Regions from separate parts of the Mus musculus genome. Here all the other regions are linked to region 2. The links are chromatin loops, found by intact Hi-C in ENCODE. Cell type or tissue: left cerebral cortex. All regions are shown on one strand.

Region 1 (8,000 bases), 700 kb after region 2:
TTCAAAATATAATGTATAAATTACCAAAGAATTAATACAAATAAAAATTAAAGACATGATGTAGAGAGGGGAACATGTTGGGAAAAATTTGTGGGAAATTGGAATAAGAATGTGGAGAGTACATATGATCATATTTCATTCTCTACATATATGATTTTTTTCAAGAAAAAACAATTGAAAATCTCTCCGTGGTAAAATTTTTTATTAGGATGAATTATAGTACTTCCTGTATTTATGTGATTGTTCACATACCTCTAAAATAAAGGCTTTTTTAATACATGAAATTATATTGATCCAAAACAAAAATTACATTGGGAGTATATTCTTTTTTTTTTTTTTTTTTTTCCATTTTTTATTAGGTATTTAGCTCATTTACATTTCCAATGCTATACCAAAAGTCCCCCTTACCCACCCACCCCCACTCCCCTACCCACCCACTCCCCCCCTTTGGCCCTGGCGTTCCCCTGTACCGGGGCACACAAAGTCTGCGTGTCCAATGGGCCTCTCTTTCCAGTGATGGCCGACTAGGCCATCTTTTGATACATATGCAGCTAGAGTCAAGAGCTCAGGGGTACTGGTTAGTTCATAATGTTGTTCCACCTATAGGGTTGAAGATCCCTTTAGCTCCTTGGGTACTTTCTCTAGCTCCTCCATTGGGAGCCCTGTGATCCATCCATTAGCTGACTGTGAGCATCCACTTCTGTGTTTGCTAGGCCCCGGCATAGTCTCACAAGAGACAGCTACATCTGGGTCCTTTCGATAAAATCTTGCTAGTATATGCAATGGTGTCAGCGTTTGGATGCTGATTATGGGGTGGATCCCTGGATATGGCAGTCTCTACATGGTCCATCCTTTCATCTCAGCTCCAAACTTTGTTTCTGTAACTCCTTCCATGGGTGTTTTGTTCCCACTTCTAAGGAGGGGCTTAGTGTCCACACTTCAGTCTTCATTTTTCTTGAGTTTCATGTGTTTAGGAAATTGTATCTTATATCGTGGGTATCCTAGGTTTTGGGCTAGTATCCACTTATCAGTGAGTACATATTGTGTGAGTTCCTTTGTGATTGTGTTACCTCACTCAGGATGATGCTCTCCAGGTCCATATTCTTAAGAAATGAAAAGATATAGTCTTGACTTGCAGTAGTTACCATTGCTTGTATTTGTTTTGCAGCTAACATTTCATTTTTCAGATTAGCTTTTTTCTTCATTTCCATGATTTTATATTACTTTTCTGTTCTATTAAAAATGTATCCACTACTTACATGAAACTGTGATCAGTTTAAGTATTTCTTATTAATTTCTGAAGTGGAAAAAAATAATTGATACTAACAGCACATATCACAAGAAGGATGTTAGGAGGGAGACAATATAGTGTATGTGTTTGATAGAATCAGAATATATTCTATAGATTAGTAGGTGCAGTTCTTCTTAAGTCATCTGGCCCAGCTTCTGGTCATAAGCCAACTGTATAAATAACTTAGCCAGACATATGAAGAACCCTTCTTCTTTTCCATAATAACCTTACAGAAGGCTGTTTTAATAGTTTTCACATATTTTAGAGCACATTTAAAAACTCATTAATCTGTTATTGCTATGCATATCTGAACATGTTAAGGCCTTTTCCAGTCAAAATTATATAACAGTATAAATAGTCCAAGTTACTATAGATACGTGAATGCCTGAAAATCTTGAGTAATAAACTTTTTCTCCAACTTGACTTTGCAAGCTGCTTTTTATGGTCTCAGAACTAAATAACAATAGAACTTTATGCTCATGTTCACACTCTTGGGAGTATGCTGTAATCAGGTGTGCTATTTTCCCTTAGCAATAATTCTTTCTTTACCTCATGCTAAGATTTGTAACACACAGTCTTTCAGTTTCCACAGTCTTTTAATCTTCATTAAACATTCTTTGTTTTCTCTATGTCCCCAAGTGAGCAAAGTAATTTTGTTGCTTGCAAGAATGCAAAGGGTAATTTTATAATGTATAAATACATAACTTAGCAGCTGGCACATTTCTTATGTATCATGGAATAGCATATGCAATTTTCTTGAAAGAATGCATTTATATAAGAATCGGCTCAGCCCAAGAGAAAGAGGCACAATTGAATATTTGAATAAAATAGTGTTTCTCAACACATAACTGTACATAGAGAAGACTTTTTGTTGTAAATGCTGTCATAGTAATATCTAAGTGTACAGTGGTTAATTGCTATGCTGCTGCTGAAGCCGATGTCACTGGTCACATTGTCTCCTAGGAATTTGTCTTTTGGATACAATCTCAGTAAGAAGAAAAAAACAATGACAGTGGACATTCAGCAAATAATTGTACATTCAGTCACATTGATTCAAATATTTTTCACTTCCAGGAATGGCACACTGAAGAGATGAAAGAAACACTGACTTGCTCTGTACCTGCCAGTGCAGAATGTGACAGGACAAGAATGGATGGAACCACTGCCAGTTGATTACTCCCCTCCAAGTCATAATTAAAAATAAAACAGTACAAGTTTGCTTTTGCAGAACATAGCAGAGTTTTGTTTTTTTTTTTTTTTTGAGAAATTCAGTAAACACACATCAGCAAGCATTGTTCACAAATTATGTCTATAGCCCAGATTTTACAGTGCTGTGCTTGCTGTCTTCATACAACTCTAATGTACAGATAAGCAAACTGTGGTGAAATGAACTTTGTTGTCTAGACTATGGTTGACATTGTCTTTCATCTTCTGGTGAAGCTTCTTGTCATAGTGATCTTCTTAGCTAGGTTCTTCATGTGTCCCATCACCTTTTAATGTCTCTGCTTTGTCCCTTGCCTGGGACACCAATGCTGGTTGTATAAGAACTCAAAAGAAATTCTTTTTTGTCTCTTTAACACAGTGGGACTCTGAGATTTTTGTGATACTTAGAAGACTACGTTGAGAAAAAAACCTGAAAAATCACACCCATAATCTTTGTATAATACAGAAAGTCTGTTTTCTTGAGTTTATTATCATTTTTTTCTTTTAGTGTTTCTTCTACCACACTGGAGCTTTTACTAGTGGAAAGCTCTATCCTCTCTAAATACTGACACGTTAGAATCTAGAACAAACATGATGAGTTTCATAATTCAGTGACTCCATTGACTAGTCACCCACCTACCACCATACAGAGATAGATTTCAAACCAAAGTTAGCACAGACAAACCCATCATGCTAACGTAGACTGACATTTAGATGATTTGTTGCTGTGGAAACCTGAACCTGATTTCAGAAATAAAGTGCTGCATTCTCTATTTTAATTCTCAATTTAATTTGGGCTGGAAGCACAGATGGTAGCAAAAGATGGCAAAAAATGAGTCTGGAAGAGCAGGGTTGATTTTATCTGTTCATTTCCCAGTAAGATCATTCAAGAGACCATGTGGCATCTCTTCCTAGTGTGAATTAAACCCCAGACACTACATAAACCCATGAACTACTGCCAGAAGATCCCCAAACAGAAACCAAAATAGTCCAAACAAACTAAGTATTAAAACAACTATTAAATATATTTAAGTAGATAGCAGCTGAAACAAAACAGTCTTAGAAAACCCAATGTTTCCTGATTCTTATTTTAAAATCAATGTTAATCTGGGTTTAGTTGAGGACATGACAATTAATATTGGTATAGCTGAATCTCCATCACCTGTACTATGAACAAAGGTAACTTAAAACAATTCAACATCTGAAATGAACCTTGATGTTGCCTCTCATTGTCTGTAGGAAAAAGGAGAAGGGAGACAATTCCTAGCACTAGGGGGAATGAAGTCTGTAAAATAAATCAAGGAGTCAAGAATTCTGTGTCTCTTAGTAACCTGAAACACATTTGTCATTGACTTCTTCCCACCAAAGGAGCTTTGGCTTAGTTTTAAGTGGTCAAGGAGGGAGAGCAATTTTGTCAAGTAGCTCTCTAGTAGTGCTAATAAGAAAAGCATGGAACACAACATCTGTCTGATATTTCAGAAGGTTTTGGAAAATAGCTATGACAATAGAATTTTATCAAATGTAAATTCTGTTGAGTCTTCTTGAGAGTGGTTCCAGTGACTTAATATAGCATGAAAACTTAAATTTTTACACACCACATCCTTAGGTTTATAAACACATTTTAATGTAATTATGGAACACTATATTTTGTTTATATCATATTTTTATATTTTTCCATAAAATTGATTTAAAAAGTGGAGAAAAGCTGACTTAATTACAAAGACCATTGTATAGGAAGTTGATCATGTACATGGGATTTGAAACTAGCTTCTCCTTTTCCTATTTTTAAGATTGGATCTCTCTATGTAAGTCTGCATTCTCTAAACTTAATATGAACATCAGGCTGGCCTTGAACCTGCCTCCATTCCTGAGTGTTGGGATTAAAGTCATGTGCCACCAGATCTGTGAGGAAAGTAATTTTTTTACCAAGGTAGCAAAAAGACATGAAGAGGTTGTATTTTTATATTTTGAAATATTAGTGTCATGAAACTTTCCAGAATTATGTATTATGATCTTCTTATATATCTGTAAGTATGTAGCCTAGTACTCAAAACAGATATTTAGGCAACTAATATCAGCAGGTGAAGAAGTCAATACTCCAAGTATGGTGCCAGGTGATGTTTTGTTTACCTCTTACCTTTCTGTCTTCTGTAGTTCTCTTTCTCTTATAGCTGAGGAAAGTCTCCCACCCAGTAACACTGCCAGTCTACTGCACACAGAAATGCGCTCTAGTTCCTAGCGAGCCCTGGTGGTCAGGGTGGGAAAATACACAAAGCTTTGGAAATGAGGATTTGGAAATAGGAGAGATTGAGCTTTCAGCATTAATAAGAAAATGGAGCCACCATTCAGTAAACTAAATTAGATTATGATAATCACAAAACCTTTCTCATAACTTCCTCCCTGGAGAGTCTGTCTGTCTATCTGTGTCTGTCGGTCTCTGTTTGTCTCTCTCTTTCTCTCTCTTTTGCTCTGTGTGTGTGTGTTTGTGTGTGTGTGTATGTTTATGTATATATAGAGATATATAGTTAGATATATTGATAGAGATATGTGTGATATCACAGAAGATATTCACCAGTCATCAGGTCTTCCTCACTGAAGAACAAAGTTTTAAAGAAAGAAAATACAGACAACAAAAGCACCTCTTGCTTTTGTTTACTTAATGTCAGACATAAGTAATCCTGATTCTGGAGAGTTCAAGACTAATCTGGATTATATATCAATATATAGTTGAGAATCGGAGACTCCCTTGTGTGCTATTTTCTTGCTGTGGTTTAGATGCAGGTGATTCCCATTTGTGTAGACCCATCTTTATTAACTTACACAGTAAACTTGGAAGAACCCTTGCTTTCGCTGAGAAGATATCTTTTGTTTAAATGATCATATTAATGCTTGCACACAGAACTAAGCCATTTGATTGTATTACACTCAAGTCATTTTAGGGAATTATCCCTTGTCTACCCTCTCACTCTCTAGAATTAGTAAGCAGAATATCTGCTCAGAATATTAGACCAATGTTCCTTGAAATGTCATCCAACTATTTCTGATAAAGATATGCAAAGACATTGAGATTTAAAACGGTCTTCAAAAGGATTGAAGAGTCCATACTTTAATAGCTAAAAAAACAAAAACAAAAACAAACAAACAAACAAAAAATAAATAAATAAATTACATGAACCAGAATTCTATAGTAGATATCTTATTTATACCAAGAAACTCTGATCCAAAAGAGACATTGGCACAGAAGAAAGGAAGAAAGCAAGAAAGGAAGAAAGAAGGAAAACAAGCACAGGAAACTAAAAAGATCTCAACTATATGAATAATTTAAACTTTATCTAACCTCTAACAATGATATAAGAATTTCTATACCTCTTCCCTCTAACCCTTATCCCAGTGTGTTAGTTACAGATAAACATTTACTAAACTGGATCAGATTTTAAAGACACAGGAGAATTGTAGTTGAAGTTCCTAACAAAATAAATCTCATTCTAGTTTACTATCCTTAAAATAACTTTCCCTTGAATGTGGCATCTGAAAATATGATTACTTTCGCAAAAACCACACTACTTTAAACTGTAAAAGAACACCTTTTCTTTCTGAACTAACTGCCAAAGCATTTGAAAATGTTCTCAATTTAAAAGCACAGTCTGTTTTTCTTCTAAGAAAATATTTGAAACACAGACAAAACCATCCATTTAAATGGTCCAATCTTACTTGTCTAAGGAACACTGCACTGATCATATTCTAGATAGATAGAAATGGAGGAACTTGAGTTAGCCAAAGAGGTCTTGGAGGAATAGTAACTTGAATTTGACTCTACATCATCTTAAACTCCTGGTTCCCAGCAAGTTAGTTAATTTTTCTAAGTCTTGATTTTATACATTGTAAAGTGGAGAAAATACCCCTATTTCAAAGTGTTTACCAATGCATCACATAAGAATGTGTATAACTTTTGGTTGTAACCTTTAATCTTAATATGTGACAGTCTCACAAAAACCTCCCTGAATCTACTATAGCTCTTACAATCTTTATTCCCCCTCTTACATGATGTGCCCTGGGGCTTAGGTGTGTGAGTGTTTTCTAGATGGACCCACTGAACTCAACACCAGCTCACCAATAGACATACCAAAGTAAATGGGAAAAGCCCACAGGCCTCAACCTTCCAGAGAATTACAGGCCAGTATCGCTGTTGACATTCCATGGAAAAGCAAATGAAGTAGTCATCCAGGACCAAATGGTCAGCTTGAAAACATAAACTGTAGTAACATTATATAGATTGAGAAAGCTTATTTAAGAATACACACACACACATACACATACACACACACACACACACACACACACACACACACACACACACTAGCAAGTGACAAAAGAAAAATGTGTATAGTGAACAGAATTGTGCCTCGGATTCTAAGGAAAACAACTGTCATTCTCACAGTGCTCTACACAGACAAAATCATATTAGCACTATACCACCTAACTCCAAATCCTAAAGAAATTATTTTTATTGATATTTTTATTTAAATGATTTTTATTTCTCTTTTTATATTAGCACAGTACTTTTATTGATCATTTGGAAAACTCATATAACATGCTCTTATCCCTATTTACGCTCAATCCACACTTGTGATCTCCCCCTCCCCTAAAAATTGAAGAAAAACAAGATAAAATATCTCACATCAAATGGATGTTGTCCATACAGTAACTGGAACACAATAAAAGAATCCCAGTGTCCAGCCCTTGAAGAAAATCTTTCCTTATCCTGACCCCACCAGAACCATCTGTACTGAATTTTCAAGAGTTCCTTGGATGACTTCCTCTCTAAACTAGTTCAGTTTTTTTTGCAGGGGGGGGGGGTCGTAAAGTCCACATTTCCTTTTCTGTGTAAGGGCTTTACCAGCACTCTCCAGTACTTGCTTTTTTATTTACTCAATAAAGTCCTAGCCAAAGCAATTAGACAACAAAGGGAGATCAAAGGGATACAAATTGTAAAGGAAGAAGTCAAAATATCACTATTTTCCAGATGATATGATAGTGTACTTAAGTGACATCCCAAATTACACCAGAGAACTCCTATACCTGATAAACAACTTCAGCAAAGTGGCTGGATATAAAATTAACTTAAACAAATAAATAGACTTCCTATACTCAAAGGATAAATGGACTTATTATGACTTCTAAATAAGTATCCGAAGTGTGAATAGATGAAGGGTCCACTATTAAATCAATATGTTAAACAATAGTGTGTTAGTGTGTGAGTGTGTGTGTGTATGTGTGTGTGTTTATCTGTAGTGGCTATCTTGTGACCTTGTGCCAGATTGAAGGATCCCCAGGAGCCATATTCCTGCCTTTCCACAACCTTACCAATATAAATGACTTTCAATTTTTCCATCATTTGAATATTTGAGTATAATTAATGGAAATAAATCTACATACTTATCATCTATATAATGCTCAGAAATATCACTTAAAAATCCTTCTATTGTCTGTATTGATGTTTAGATCT
Region 2 (8,000 bases):
CTCTCCACAGACTGTCAAAGATAGAATCAGTCTAGAACTCTTTAACTTTCTTTGGTGTCTTGGCTATGTATCAGGTTTATCATATGATTCCCAATGTCTATTCTTAACTTAAAGCATCAGTCCACGCACAGAATGTAGGTAGATAATGCCACCGAGGCTGATTGATCACGGGATGTTGTTTCTATAGATAATTTAAATTCATAATACAACGTCTCAAATATTTCTGTATTTTAAAAATCTTGGTGATAGACAAAGTTTAGTAGTTTGTTTACTAGTTTTGGTAAAATTTAACAAATCTATTCTCCAAACTAATATTTTTTAAGTAGTGAAAATATATCTGCAAAGTTAGGCTGTTGTGAGTTGTATCAAATGTTTTGTAAGAACATTATCAACATTATCAATTTTTTTACAGATAGAGCTATATTGATACTTATACAAAATACATTTATTAAAAGATTGTAATTAAGAAACACAGAGAATATTGATTGCATAAGTCTGGAATATCTGCTTTCATCATCTTGCATGCTCTTATGGATCACAATAGTGGAATAGTGTACATATCCAATGACACTAAATGTTTGAGTCAAAGTGCTACTTATTACACTTCTGTTATTGAAATTGGTTATAATTTTATTATCTGTAAATCTAATTTCCTTTATAATATTCAGTGGAATTTGACTATCTATCAATATAAATACTTTTACTCTCTATCAATATAAATACTTAAGAATGGAAAGCAAAAATTTAATTTAAATACTGCTGAAGATAAATTATGGCTAACAATAAAATTACTGCTTCCTCCAGCAATATGATACTTATACCCACCAAATTACTCCATTTGAGTTAATCATGTCCAGTTTTACAAGCTGGTGTACTCTATACATTTAGTAGTTGAGAGCTAAACAGCCTTTTTAAAAGACAAACTTAATTTTGGTCCTGATAACCAGCATTAGATTATATCTTTTTAACATGCAACCAATGCATTTTATTCTTAAGTCTGTTTTTGTGTGAGAATAGTTACCATAAAAGAAATTAAATGTACCCTGACTAATGTTCCTTAGTCATACAAAGAAGAAACCCAAGCTGATAAAGATTCAGTATCAGTATATCACAATTAAAATAATAGAGTGTAAGAAATATTATTTGTATTCATTCCAAATAACAAGTTTAAAAATCAGTCTCTGCCATTACAAAGGAAAAAAAAAAAACACAACTCATGTTAATTTTCTAAATTACTAAACTTCAAGGTCTATTTTTACCATTTGGTAATAAAAGGCAAAATTTGACAGATTAGGTTGATATATAGTTGCAGCTTAGGGTTTACCTTAATTACTATGGAATCATATGTGTATGTGCTTTGGAACACTCTATTCAATAAACACCAACCACCTGATTCACATTCTCTACTGCCTGCAACCAAATGCAGTTAGGATTTATCTAAAGGGCATTTGCTATAGTCATTTATCAAGAAAAAAATATTCTTTTTTTCACTAGAAATCATTTTTGCTTATTTACTATTTGCTTTTAAACATCTACAGAGAATCAATTGTATATGAATGTGAAAAACATTAAATTGCCAACACTGTGTGAAACTTGGATATATTTAAAGTTACTTGTTTTAGTCCCCTCAGTCTTTACTTGTGGGAGCAACATCCTCTATAGCTTATACTTTTAAAGTTTTATTATCATGTAGCCAGCTGCCACATTCTCAGTTTACCATTGCTTTGGCACTATCATTTCATTCATGCATATTTTGTTACATAACTAAAATACTTCTAGTTAAAATAATGCTGTGAGGATAACTGACAGTCTGGAGAGAGTTAGCACTTTAGAGTTTTCAAAGCTGAATGTCATTATGCAGCCATTCTGGCTCGTGAGATATTAATTTGTGAAAACAAATCACAGTGTACTACAGCATTTTGGAAACTCATTCAAAATTAAATGATACTATGCAAATGTAATTAATGGCGGACAATCTATCCCAAATATATCTGGACAATAAATTAGTTTCCAAGCTGGTAAGGTTTTGAGAAAATCTTAGGAGAGTCATGAGGTAAATATAAAATAAGAATACATTGAATAAATGAATAAATAAATAAATAAATAACACCCCTTAAAGAGAATTCTTCAAGTAGAATTGTGTGAAATGTTGATATCTCATTTAGTACTTAGCATATGCTGAAAGTAACTCATAAAATTTATAGATAACTATCCACAAACCTAGCTATAATTTGCACGCGTTTTTATTTAAAATAACCTCCCCTTTTCTTTAATATTAGTTTTATCACCAAGTAAAACAAACAGGCAGTAATTACCAAGTGGAACTTATAGTAAGTATAAGAGTTTTAACAATAAAACAAAACAAAACAAAACAAAACAAAGCTAGAACATTTTACAAAATTGTCCAAAGCTTCCACAGCTTCAGAAAATTGAGTTCTAAAATGTAGTATTAAACAGAGCTGCCAAATAAAGACTCATTCTCTTATCCAGTAAATGATCTAATGTCAAGTAAATATGTGCACAAACACTGCAGTTCATAAAATAGATAACTTTTTTCACTTAAATCTATTTTCTGTTGTACTTCTTTCTTTTTTCAGTTTATTTTTTTGACCTGACAATTTTTAATTAAAAGATTTTCAAACTTGGTGCAAGAGAAACAAAGCACATACTATTTTATGTAGAACCACTTCTATATGTTTTTAGACAATCCAGAGACATGTTTAAACCAAGTAGATATGCACAGCAAAGTGAGGAAGCATCTGAAACATCCCCCACTTCAAGAACCCAAAGCAGAGCAGAGTCAGTGATGGCTTACATCTTAGTGGTTTATATTAATGCGATTAGTTAGCTTTTTTAGCCACATCAAGTTCCATAGCATCTTGACAGGGTACATATTCCAGGTGGCATTCTATGGGGTCACCCATTTAGTTTCATTATGTGGGAGATTCAGCTGGATTGGTTTTAGAATCCAAGTAGATCAGAGACTAAAATGATGGGCAATAGGGTAGGGATTCATGGAGTTCCATGAAAAGATATCCATTAAAACAGCAAGAGACATTTACAACCTCCAACATAAGGGCAGAGCAGCCTCCAATGACATCACTGGATCTTATGTAGTATCTACTGACTGACTTAAATGCATTTTCCACATCACTTGTTCTCTTGCATCCTCTCATGGCTTTTACTACTGGGAAGAGCATGTGTCTTCTTTAAAAGGAAGGCAGGCACTTACTTCAGTAAAAATCAAGAAGAACCCAAAAGGATGAAATAAAACACTAAACTGAGTACAGTTTTCACTAGTATTCGGAAGACAGGAACAATACTAAACATTACAAGAGAATTCAGTTTATGTGATCCATGCAGGAAAATTAAAAGGCAGAAAGGGAAAAAAGGATACAGGAGAAAGGGAGGAGGCAAGGAAGGGTGGAAGGAAGCAAAGAAAGGAAGGAGACTAAACCTTTTAAACTATGATTTTTTTATTCTAACATCACTGTTAGAATCTGGATTTTTTCCAGAAAATTCTTAACAAAGAAATCCCACTAGCTCATTTTAGTTCTAATTTAGCCGCAACTTATATTATACTTACATGCATTTGTCACAGCAAAACTGTTGGCAGTCTCAATGTTGTCCACATGAGGTACCAAATTGAAAGGGGCTTCAGATGCATTGGGGCTGGTGTTATGAAGAAAGATAGCTAGCCGAAAAGCAGTGTATTCCTGGTCTGTGTTTCGGATAAAGAGACCACCTATGAAAGACAGCAGGAAATACTCACTCAATGATTCCTGTTTTAAATGTTACACCTAGTTCCATGACTGTCAAACATATCTCCAACCGCAAGCACACACAATTAAGGAGCTCTTTGCCATATCATAGGGGCTGCCTTTTGTCCCTGCAATGCATGCTTAATGTTTTAGTCTTTAAGGCATTTCAGCTTTTTCTTGCTTCAATCTGTCGTGATCACAATGACCTCTGAGACAATTTTGTGTATCTTGCTTTCTTTCCCTTGCCCTCTTTAGGATTCTCCCATCACATCATTGTATCAGCCAGTCCAGTTCAGGACATCTTTCTCTAGCAGGGAATATGCAGATGGATAGAGAAGAGATTTCCATTACAATACAGGACCTGAACGAAGGTACATGAAGGCGCACACGAGAGCAGGTTTAGAAGGTTTAGAAGGGAAGAGAACTTAGCTTGGCCCCCGATTTTGTGTACCCGGTCCAATTAGTTCGGTTTTGTGCACAGTACACACACACACACACACACACACACACACACACACACACACACACACACACACACAAATGATGCAGTGTTTGAGGTTGGGCTGGGCTGGGCTGGAAGAAATTCAATAGCCGAGTCCCATCAACAGACAGGAGAGGAGAATGGCAATCATGGTGGAGGAAGGGAGGGTCGCGAGAAACGAGGGTGGGGAGATACAGAACAGAAGCTTAAGTCAAAAGCAAAATAAAACCAACGAAGGTTCCTCGAAAAGGGTCTAACATTTGAATCTGCCAACTGGCAAGGCAACAAGGAAAGAAGTGAGGGCAAAAAATGCCTTTCCCCCCATCTCCTTCTGTAACAGCGAGAATGCTGCAGCTTGCAGAATAGCAAAAAGTGGGTTAAAAAAAACAAACAAACAAACAAAAACGAACACAAAATAAAACTCGGCATTTCCTCTTGTTCTACGAAAACGAGATTAAAAGAAAACGAGTATAAAATGCAATCAAAGTCCATGAAGGTTTGATTGTTTGTTTGTTTATTGTTTTCTCCTTCCTCAACTTCTTTCATTCCTACTTTAACCTACTGTAGAGCAAGAAGGAACTTGAATCAGGGTTGGGTGTGCTAGCCTGAACTTGCACCCAGAAGGTCTGTTTGAAAAGGGAAAGCTCCTCCATAGAATTCCTTATCTGCAACTCATTTACCTCACATCAGCTACATGCACCTCTTCCCCAGTTCTTCTTACCTATTTGAACGCTGCTCGGAAAGGCTCCCATGGCGAGTCCCCAAAATCCAGAAAACAACAAGACAATCTGCCTGCAAATAATCCTCATCTTCTTTGCTCCTCTCCCTGGTGCGCGCTCTCCTCTCTTTCTCTCACTCTTGCTAAATGATTTTCAGAGAGGCATTGAAGATGATGGCGCTAAAATTCAAAGAGAGAGAGAGAGAGAGAGAGAGAGAGAGAGAGAGAGAGAGAGAGAGAGAGAGAGAGAGAGAGAGAGAGAGAAGAAAAGGTTTGGGTGCTTTTAGGTTATGACAGCTTTCCCTCAACAATCCATCCCCAGCTGCCAGATGTTTCCCGCAGTCTCCATAGCCCTGGGGGAGGTTTTCTGTCCTGCTGATAATGTTCATGCAGAAGATGGTGGTGGCCAGTCTAGCTGCTGCTCTGCTCACAGAGATGAGACATGCGCTCTGTCTGTGGCTCCCTTGCGCTCCCTTGCTCACATCCACACGGTTGCGGGCGCCACACGCGCTCTGCAGCTCACAGCCGACCCCCGCCCGGGCTACAGCATCCCTGAGCGCCTCCAGTGCCTCGGTACCGGAGCGCGCACTCCCACCACGGCCCCTCACCCCTTGCCCCTTGCTCCTCGCCTCCCATTCCCTTTCCCCCAGCCTGTACTCACCAGATCGCCCAGGTCTTCAGGGAGGCTCTGGAGCGAGTCTTCAGGCTGGGGTTTTGGCGTACAGTCTCCAGTATCTGATCCCCTTCCTCCTACCTTCCGCGCGTTTGCCGAGGAACCGGCTCTGGAGGTGGGGGCCCCTCTTCAGAACCAGTGTTTTTCTTTTTATGCCCTCCAAGTCGCCTTTGGATTCTTGGTTGAGCTTGGCAGGAAACTACCCCGGGGGGCCGGGTATGCCAGCCCGGATCCCGGGCTGGGGGGTTGGAGAGGAAGTTAGCACCTCCCCATGGTCTCAGTCCCCTGCAGCATCCTTGCAGGCTCGCGGGAGGACAAGCTGCCTCCCGGCTCCCAGCCCTTTCCTCTCAGCCTTGCCCAGCCTAGTCCGCTTCTGCTATTGGGTTGCGCGCCCGCGCGAGCGAGCGAGCGCGCGCACGCGAGGGGAGACTTCCTTGCTGCAACTGCAGCAAAGATTTCTCACCAGCAAACAACCAGGGGAATCTGCAAAGCCCTTGATGCGGATGGATGCGGTAAAGGTACTCAGAGAAGGAGAGGAGCGAGGAGGGGGACAAGGCAGCCCCGAGGTGATGAGGCTGGGGTCTAGAAGGGAAGAATTGGAGGAGGTAGGAGGTAAGGGTAGTGAAAGTCAGAGAAGTTTACAGGATAGAAAAGGGAGGTGTGTGTGAGGGGGTGGGCAAGGGAGGAAGAGGAGACCAGAGGGGTGGTGGTGGTTAGCAAGACACACTCAGAGACCTCTAGTATGTTCTTTAAAGGGCACTAGGCAGAATTAGGAATTAACATTGAGAAGTATAAATTAAGAAAACTACTTAAAGGCTGCAGTTCATTTCTATTCAGTGATTTACCCAAAAGGATGCTTTCCTGCATTTTGTGTGTGTGTGTGTGTGTGTGTGTGTGTGTGTGTGTCGTGGTGAGTGTATTGTGTGTGTTGTTGTGTATGTGTTCTCCATACACATCTCCTTTGCTTGGGGTTTGGAAAACTCATTCTACTTACAGTCACCTCCAAGAAGGCATGGCTTTTGCAGATGAAGTCAGCAAGTTAGTTTGAGTTTGTATAAGAAAGTAGAAAGGAATTAAGCTAGGATTTTAGGAATATTGTCACTTTGTTCACAGAGTCACCTTTAAAGCTGTCATTTCACTCGCTGTCGTTTTATGGGAAGAGGCTGGGACACCTCCAAAGGAGGTGATTGCAGTACCTGTAGACAATATGGAAGATAGCTTTCTAATATCCCAATACAAAATAATATGTCCTAAGGAGAAATGACAGTAACCTAGGTCTTCAATGATATAGTTTAAAGTCCAGGAGGGAAGCCTAGGAGAACTCAACCCTACTCAAAAACTATAGACAACTGAGGAGAACTGGGAGTGGGGGAGATTGTCTTCCACAGAATAACAAACCAATTGGTAGTCCTTGGGCAAACAGTTCACTCACATACAAGTAATATTTCATGGACTTAGCAAGTTTATATTTAGAATGAATATATATATATATGAATATATATATATATATTCATGTGATATATATTATCACATGAACAATTGAAAAAGAGGCCATAGATTTTAAGATGAGTAGGGAGGGGTTTAGAGTATGGGAGGATTTGGAGGGAGGCAATGAAAGGGAGAATTGTAGTAATTCAATTACACTCTCATAAACAAACAAAAAGAAGTTAGTGAAAATGGAATAGCACCTCTTATCACATTTTTAAAAGAATAAAGCAAGTGCCTGAGTGTGTCTGATAAAATGTGTAAAGGGGAAGCTGATGACGTATATCAAATTGCAGCAAGAATTTACCTGGTAAAATCCTTCTTGAAATACGTGTTACCTTTATCTCTTCAGGTTGCCTTCCCCCTTCTTGTTTCATTTAATAAAAAAAAAAAATGGATTATATCCAGGCATATATATTTGTTGGGTTCCTAGTGATATTATGATTTATTAATATTAGCTGGGGTACCAAATAACTAATTTATATATTCATCACATCAGTATTTCTCATTTTTGTTTTGTTTTGAAAACATTTTAAATTTGCTTTGATGATTTTGAATTCACATGCATGTAATCAAAAAAGAAAGCTTGTTGGTGGGATAAGATCCAGTGTGATCATTGCAGTAAACACAGTGGAGATTCCTCAAGCAACTAGAAATATCATTCATGTCTTTTTATTACATGTGACGAGTGACCTATTTTGTAGTTTGGAGAATGTATTTTAAACCCTTCGCTAAAAATCCAGAATGTTCTTCTGCTTCCTCAATCCTTAGTTTGCTTTTAAAATCCCATCTCTTCAAAGAATGTTACATCAACATCCCTGTTACATCTCAGCACAGATTGTTATTGTACAAATTCTAAGTAATTGGATTACACAAATCATG
Region 3 (8,000 bases), 840 kb after region 2:
ATATAAGGAACTATGTAAAATGTTATGAGCACAAGTCACACAGTAGATAAACCAAAATTAAGTTTCACAAATTATAAATTTGCAATATATGTCAAGTAAACATTATGCAGAGAGAGAGAGAGAGTCGAAACGTATGGAAAACTAAAGAAAATTACACATGAAAGACTTACTGTTGATCCTTAGTAACTATTAAGTGGGCACAAGATATTAACTATATATGCACATATAATACAAATTAGGTGAATTTAGTTCTGAGTTTCAAGTTTTTCTTAGATAAAATGACTGACATGGGAACAAGTAGGTAAATGACAAAAAGGAGATGTTAAATCAGACACACTTTTGATGAAGAAGGTGAGTACCACACTTTTTCAGCTATAATTTGAAGGTGAAATGAATAAATTCCTTTTTCTATTAGTTCAAAACAAAGTAGGGAAGACAAGAATCTAAGGAAGTCATTACAGCAAACTGCAAAGTGCATAAATTGGTACATTCCTAAGGTAAGGTGGATTTGACGGGTTGTGCACTTCAAACTCTTATTTTGACATTACTTAAAGAGTAAGTCAATTTTCCCAATATATATCACATATATGGAAAAACTGAAATCAACGATTGCTTTCCAGTTATCTAAGGATTTTGGATGAGCTATATGAGCATGAACAGTCAAAACCTTCCTTGTCCACTTATAATGTGTGTTCTCCAAATATTTTGCTAGTTGATCTGTTTCCTAACTTATGGGAGGCCTCGAGTTCCACCGCCATTGGGAGGGAAAGAGAAAGATGGGATGGGTAGTAGAAAGTAGAATTCACAGAAGAAGGAGTTAAGACTAAATAAAAGAGAAAGAAAAAAAGTAAAAAGGCAAATGAAAGAAGAAACCAAGGATGGAAGAAAGAGAAAAAGTGAGGGTATAGGGAGATTAGGGAGGATGTGAAAAAGGAGAAGGAATTGGGAAGGTCAGTTTTGCATTCAAATATGATTAGAACAAGTTTAAAACTACATCTTATTCAATAATTTTTGTATGTTTATACATATCCACACATAGAAATATATATTTATATGTTTATATATATGCTTGCATTCATAGGTATATATACATATATACTTATATATGTGAATATGTACTTGCAACTATGTCCATTTATTCAGCTGCAGTGAAGTGTACTCTCTATGCATGATTTATTTAATCACTGACCCATAGAAACAAGCTCATAGGAAGTTCCTGCATTTACTTACTTTCAAGGATGCAGCGTCCTTTCTTAGTATAATAATACCCCACTTGCCTTTGGAAAATTACCTACTTCCAGTTTGTCTATGTTCTTTGATGACATTGACTAATTTAAAGACACATGTTATTCCCTGCACCATCATGATTAGGATCATTACTATTTTCAGTATGCTGATTTATATTATGGATACGTTTACTAATTAATAGAGAAATATAAACTGAAAATAAAGGAACCATGTACCTTCCCACTTTCTCGGTAGGTACTGGCTAATCATTGAGGTCAGCCTTGGAAGTGTGATCTTCATATAGGCAGTAGGCAGCTTGAACACAACTGATAATGACAATGTTCAGACTCTTGTTGCAAGTACTCCTGTATATCTAAACTGGAAAAGCTTCAGCTAACGGTTATGCTAGCCCAGGGGAAGGAGGGCCATAAGAAAAAAATCACAATTATTAAAATTTTAATTGCTATTAAATTAAACTGAGTCATGGACTTACCTTGGCAATACCTCACACTTGTCAACCCAAATTAAATTGAACTGTCAATCATTTAGAATGCAAATAACTCAGAGTGACAATACTATCACCATTTTCTTGAAAAACAATTGTGAGTTTTCATAAATCTGTTACTATTGGAATTGCCATCTTTTGATATTAGTATAAAATGTAACCATTTCAAAAATTTTAAAATAAATTCCACTTGCTTTTCATAATATTAGAACAATCCAAGAATGAAAATTAAGTTCTCAGCACAAGGGGTAAATAATAAAAAGAAGGAAGGAAACATGTGGCTACAGCCATTAGAAAGTTTGGTCCATGCATTCCTGAGTGTGCACATCTTGCACATAGAGCAGACACTCTTATTCTGTGCCTTAGGTGTCCACCAAGATGACATGTAGCCCACCAGGACAGCTTCTGAGCATCTTCACACCCAAGGATAGAACTTTTGAAAGTGCTTGAGTTGTTGTTTTCTGGAAAACAACAGACTGGAAAGCATATCCTGACTTATCCATGAACTTATCCCAAAATAAATATGGTTAGTGGTTTTTAACTAATTAATTAGTTAATTAACCTTCCAAATGCTGCCCTCCTCTAAGTCCTGCCCTCATAGATTCCCTGCTCCCATCTCCCTCCTCTTCTCCTCTGAGAGGATAGGCCCTTCCTGCTCTACCTGCCATGATACTTCAAGTTTCTTCAGGACTAGATTCAGTTTTTACCATTGAAGCAGGACAAGGCAGACCTCTGATATATGTACACGTATGACAGGGGCCTCAGTCCAGCTCATGTATGCTCTTTGATACTTTAAATAAATATAATAAATTGTTAACAACATAAAATATTCACCTTTATCCTTCATTTTCACTCTGAAATGGACAGGATTTTACTGCCATCAACAGTGATGAGGATTTAGCTTTCAGTTGCCAAGCTAATTTAATAGATAATTGTGGCTTGGTATATCAATGGATTAGTAAAGTTTTATCCTCTTTAAACTCTGCTACAACCCAACTGTGTTCCACTTTAGTTTTATGTATAAATATGTATAAAATATTAGTGATTTGCCCCTCCTCTGGTTTCTCTTGAATCATTTATTTGCATCAGCATGTAGTTTTAGGGAAAAATAACATATTGGCTAAGAAGTTTAAAAATCAGTTTTCTAAATAGCTCTAGCCTTATTTTTCCCTTGGTTGCAACCTATTCTAGTGAGTTGTTATAGAATGGTCCAACCAAGCCTTTGTTGCCCACCTCACTGTGAATCAATCATGTATCGAATGAACAGTTATAATTGTTCATTAGTTTCAAGTAGTGTATTTTGATTTCCATGTCCTTGAAACTATGAAATAATATTCCTAGTCCAGTGCTTAATGTTTGTACTTTAAATAGAATACATCCTGATACTGTGGTGGCTATTCCTGAGATCACAGTCTCTTTTATAATTCTGGGGAATATCAGTTTAGTAAGAACAGTGTCAGAAGTGGAACCGAGACAACATAATTGGTACTTTGAGGTTAAGGCTGATGTGACATTTTCTTGAACATATTTTAATATTTATGCATATTCATATTAAAACTCTAACCTCCTGACTTTCAAACCAACCAGTTATTTGTCATCCAAATAGAAGGATAGCTGCCTTAGAAATGAGGCAGCTTACCACAAAAATCACTTGCCTGGGATACATGTTTACTATGGAAGAGATTGTTTAAAGCCTCAATTGTTTCTCAGCATTATGTCAGTGGATGCTGATATTGGACAAGCTTTCCTCACTGATTATATTCTAAGACTCTACTTCCAATGTTTGTTCAAATAATAAATGTTACCAGAAAGGCCATATTCTCTATGCTCTTTTCATGTCAATAAAATAAAATTTTCAGTAGTTATATTTTTAATCTTTCCACCAACGCTGGATGAGACTAGGATCTGTATTAGACATACAGGTCTTCTCTGTTAGATCCACATGTCTGGACACAGTATTGTTGATTCTTTCCCATTTCAAATGTATGATCCTAAAGGTATAAAAGTTCCATGCTCAGGTTACATTGTACCAACCATGTCATCAGTTGCCTCAACACAGTTTTGCTATTACTAATGTCAAGGCTTTGAGTATAAATATAATTCTAAGTTCTTATGGCAATGGTGTCCTGATACACAGCTAGGTCATATTTGCCAATCATTCAATTGTATTCCTAGGTTATAATTTAACTTCACATTTATCATTAGCAGGTATTGGTGTGAAATGTCAAACTGAAATGTTTTCTATTTAATAGCAGCCAGAAATGAAAATTAATGTACCTGACTGAAGCTGTTACTTGGAAAGAACATTTGATATTTAAATTGGAAAGTCACCAGGGGAAGTATTGGTCTCATGCCAAGATTTTCAAGTTCTGTATCCCTGAGGAACTATTTTCACTCCAAGTAACAAGAGGTATTTTGCATTCTGAAAGCCAATGGAGCTACTTAAGATTTTATAAAAGGCATTAACATTTTATGGGACAGGAAAAGAGAAGACCCTTCTTGCCAATTGCATTTGTTTATTTATTTCATGGTCCGGATGAACAACCCCCATCGGTTTTGCCACCCACATTATAAATAGCACAGCAAATTCAGAAAGAGTCTTTCTTCAAAGTACGGAAATGATTTTGAAGTCTGATTAAACTCACAGTGTCCTTGTAAGAGAGAAGGGAAGAAGCAGTGTATTCTGTCTAATTTCAAGGTCAAGAAAACAGGGGAAACAAAAGTTAAGTGGCTAGTCTCCATTTATTTAAATAAACTTATTCAGAAGAGCCAGAAATAAAGAACCAGGCTCTTGGCCCATGCATTGGCCCCATGCTGACTTACAGCCTTCAATATCTTCTTTATTTTTAAGCTCAAGTTTGCACATTCACTAGATTCAGACACAGTGCCATCTACTGACTCACTAGGAAATGTGCAAGCAGCAACCACCTGGTCTTCAGGTCAGGGTGCACTGGAAGGAAAGTTGAGAAAGGAGCATTCCCTTCTACATGCATTCTCTAGTATGCTAACGGAGCCAGGAGTAGATAGGATAATGGGACAGGGAGAAGTAGCCATTTCTTTCTGTGTATAGACAATAACTATGAGAAAATAGGGGTTCTGAGCAAAGACAACTTTACAGGACAGAACAACAGGGATAATCTTCCATATGTGGAAGCTCTGTCTTACATTTTACTAAGGAATTTATATGCATATGTTGTGAGGAATTATCTGAATCTAAGAAATTAGCTGTCTGAAAGGATTAGTGAAAATGAGGAAGGTACAAAAATATTTTCTTGATACTCAAATTAACAAACAAGGTAACACAAGGAAAAAATACATAGTAACTCTAAAAACTGAACTATAAAACCATAAATCTTCAGCAGTTTAATGATAAGGAAAAATCTTTACAATTATACTTGGAAATTTCTAAACTTTCCTTTTGACAGAAGTGATACCAAGTCTGTCTACACAAACTTTCCAAAACTGAAGGAGGTTGAAATAATTTTCCAATCTACTAATGGTTCCAGCATTAGCCTTACTCCAAGTGAGAGAAAAAAACATTACATGATAACATAAACAGAGAGCCATATTTCCATAGAACATATAAATAACTCATTATATTTCAATAAATTAAGTGATATCTAAGGGATATAATACAATTATAGGCACTTCAGGAAATACACAGATATATTAACATTTAAATTTTTTCATTATTATCTATCATTTTAATAGACTCTAAAATATAATCATAATATATTAAACATACAATGAAAATAAAATTAACATTTAATTTAAAATACTCAGCCTATTGTGAAATAATAATAAACTGATAAGGAACTTCTTCATCTTCTTCAAAAAAAACCCCAGATCATTATGCTTAGTATTAAAAAACTGTTTTCCTTCTAGGATTATGAACAGGACAAACTCATTCCTTCTCAACCATTTACTGAATACTCTACTTAGTATAATATGGCAAGGAAAATAACTAAAAAATCTTTATTTTTTGGTTTTTATTTATTTATTTATTTATTTATTATGAGATATTTTCTTTATATACATTTCAAATGCTATCTCTAAAGTTCCCTATTCACTCCCCCTGCCCTGCTCCCCTAACCACTGGCTCCCACTTCTTGGCCCTGACATTCTCCTGTACTGGGGCATATAAAGTGTGCAATACCAAGGGGCCTCTCTTCCCAGTGATGGCCAACTAGGACATCTTCTGCTATATATGCAGCTAGAGAAACGAGCTCTGAGGGTACTGGTTAATTCATAGTGTTGTTCTACCTATAGGGTTGCAGACAACTTCAGCTCCTTGGATGCTTTCTCTAGCTTCCCTATTGGGGGCCCTGTGTTCCACCTTATAGAAGACTGTGAGCATCCACTTCTGTATTTGCCAGGCACTGGTATAGCCTCATAGGAGACAGCCAAACCAGGGTCCCTTCAGCAAAATCTTGCTGCATATGCAATAGTGTCTGGGTTTGGTTGCTGATTATGGGATGGATCCCCGGGTGGGGTAGTCTCTGGATAGTCCATTCTTTCGTCTTAGCTCCAAACTTTGCACCTGAAAAAATATTCAATATCCTTAATCATCAGGGAAATGCAAATCAAAACAACCTTGAGATTCCACCTCAAACCAATCAGAATGGCTAAGATAAAAAATTCAGGTGACAGCAGATGTGGAGAGGATGTGGAAAAAGAGGAACACTCCTCCATTGCTTGTGGGATTACAACCTTGTACAGCCAGTCTGGAAGTCACTCTGTTGGTTCCTCAGAAAATTGGTCATAATACTACTGGAAGATCCAGCAATACCTCTCCTGGGCATATACACAGATGTTCCAACTGGTAATAAGAACACGTGTTCCACTATGTTCATAGCAGCCTTATTTATAATAGCCCAAAGCTGGAAAGAACCCTGATGTCACTCAACAGAAGAATGGAAACAGAAAATGTGGTACATTTACACAATGGAGTACTACTCAGCTATTAAAAACAATGAATTTATGAAATTATTGTATAAATGGAGGTATCTAGAGGATATCATCCTTAGTGAGATAACCCAATCACAAAAGAAGTCATTACATATGCACTCACTGATAAGTGGATATTAGCCCAGAAACATAGAACACCCAAGATACAATTTACAAAAGACAAGAAAATCAAGATGAGGGAAACCAATGGATGGATACTTCACTCCTCCTTAGAATAGGGAACAAAATACCCATGAAAGGAGTTACAGAGACAAAGTTTGGAGCTAAGACTAAAACATCTTTAGATTGAAAGTAAAAGAAAAAATTAAAAGACAGTGCATCTCTCTATAGACAAAATGGCCATGTTAAAAAATACCTTTGAAATCCAATGAAGTCTATTAGAAGTGTTACCCAAATTTAACACCTTTGTGAGATGCAAAACTAGTTCTACACTATAGGAAAGAATAAGAAATGCTGTAAGCACATTTTCTATAATTCAAAAAAAAAAAACCTCATAAAGTACTCACAGATAAGCACAATGAAAGATGTAACACTGATACTGTTGAAAGATATTAAAGAAGATATAAATGAAGATTCATCTATGTTCTTATATCAGGAGGGCTAATATCAATAAGAAGCCAGTTTCTCACAAATCCATCGAAATTTGTCAAATTTTAATCAAATTTCAGCAGGTTGATTTATAAAAACAGGCAATATAATTCTGAAGTTTTTATGGAAATTGAAAGGACCTCATGAAGTTCATAGACTTTTGAACCAGAATATTATTAGATGATTTACACAGCTCAACTTCAATGTCTGTTGTAAAAGTTACAGTTACCAAGGCAATGCTCTGTCATATGATAGAAAAGTAGATCCATGGAGCATATTAAAAAATATCAGAAATTAATTTTCAACCAGATTAGAAAGGCCAGTTTGACATCAAAATGCAAAAACAAAAGAAAACAAACAAAAAAAAACCAGAAAACAAACAAACTCAAATTTTATTACAAAATCAAGTGTAAACTAGACATAATTATAATTTATATGAGGAGATTATATTTTTTCTTTTGACTTAGGCACCAAGTACCAAAAGCAAAATATTCAAAAAGAAGTATGTTTGATCACTGCTTTGTTTTTGGTCAATGGTGGTATATGCATGCTATTAGTCCCAGCACTATTGAGGCAGAGTAGATTGATCTCTGTAAGCTTAAGGCAAGCCTTTTCTATAGAGTAAGTTCTAAGAAAACCAGGTCCGCACAGAGACACCCTGTCTCAGAAAAAAAATAAAAACAAAAGAAAAGAAAAAATAAAGGAAGAAAGG

Evidence for each region. A loop is a pair of places that touch in the nucleus more often than their neighbours do. Peaks named below come from ENCODE experiments on the same cell type or tissue, not always from the same donor. Only the 100,000 strongest peaks of a DNase experiment are listed, where the experiment ranks them.
Region 1: it touches region 2 in a loop (4-fold over the local background); 2 of 42 quality-filtered maps call a loop at or near these places.
Region 3: a loop joins it to region 2, with 5 times the contacts of the local background. A loop is called at or near these places in 2 of 42 quality-filtered maps.

Annotation. Positions count from the first base shown.
Region 1 is chr9:5,493,777-5,501,776 of GRCm38, forward strand. No RefSeq gene overlaps it. Among named protein-coding and RNA genes, the nearest start is that of Casp12, 150 kb to the left of the region's middle. In left cerebral cortex, a CTCF peak has its summit at 4,735; DNase peaks (open chromatin) are centred at 2,122, 2,418 and 3,231; H3K27ac peaks cover 1,111 bases.
Region 2 is chr9:4,790,224-4,798,223 of GRCm38, forward strand. Gria4 (glutamate receptor, ionotropic, AMPA4 (alpha 4)) reads right to left here and starts at 6,011. Exons shown (of 17, transcript NM_019691.5): 1 at 5,622-6,011; 2 at 4,964-5,140; 3 at 3,587-3,745. The coding sequence starts at 5,051. Gm46100 (predicted gene, 46100) reads left to right here and starts at 6,081. Exons shown (of 2, transcript NR_165471.1): 1 at 6,081-6,151. In left cerebral cortex, no CTCF peak of the experiment used is centred here; DNase peaks (open chromatin) are centred at 3,064, 3,998, 4,340, 5,041 and 2 more places; H3K4me3 peaks cover 4,382 bases; H3K27ac peaks cover 2,327 bases.
Region 3 is chr9:5,630,573-5,638,572 of GRCm38, forward strand. No RefSeq gene overlaps it. Among named protein-coding and RNA genes, the nearest start is that of Casp12, 290 kb to the left of the region's middle. In left cerebral cortex, a CTCF peak has its summit at 4,626 (motif pointing left); DNase peaks (open chromatin) are centred at 4,113 and 4,607.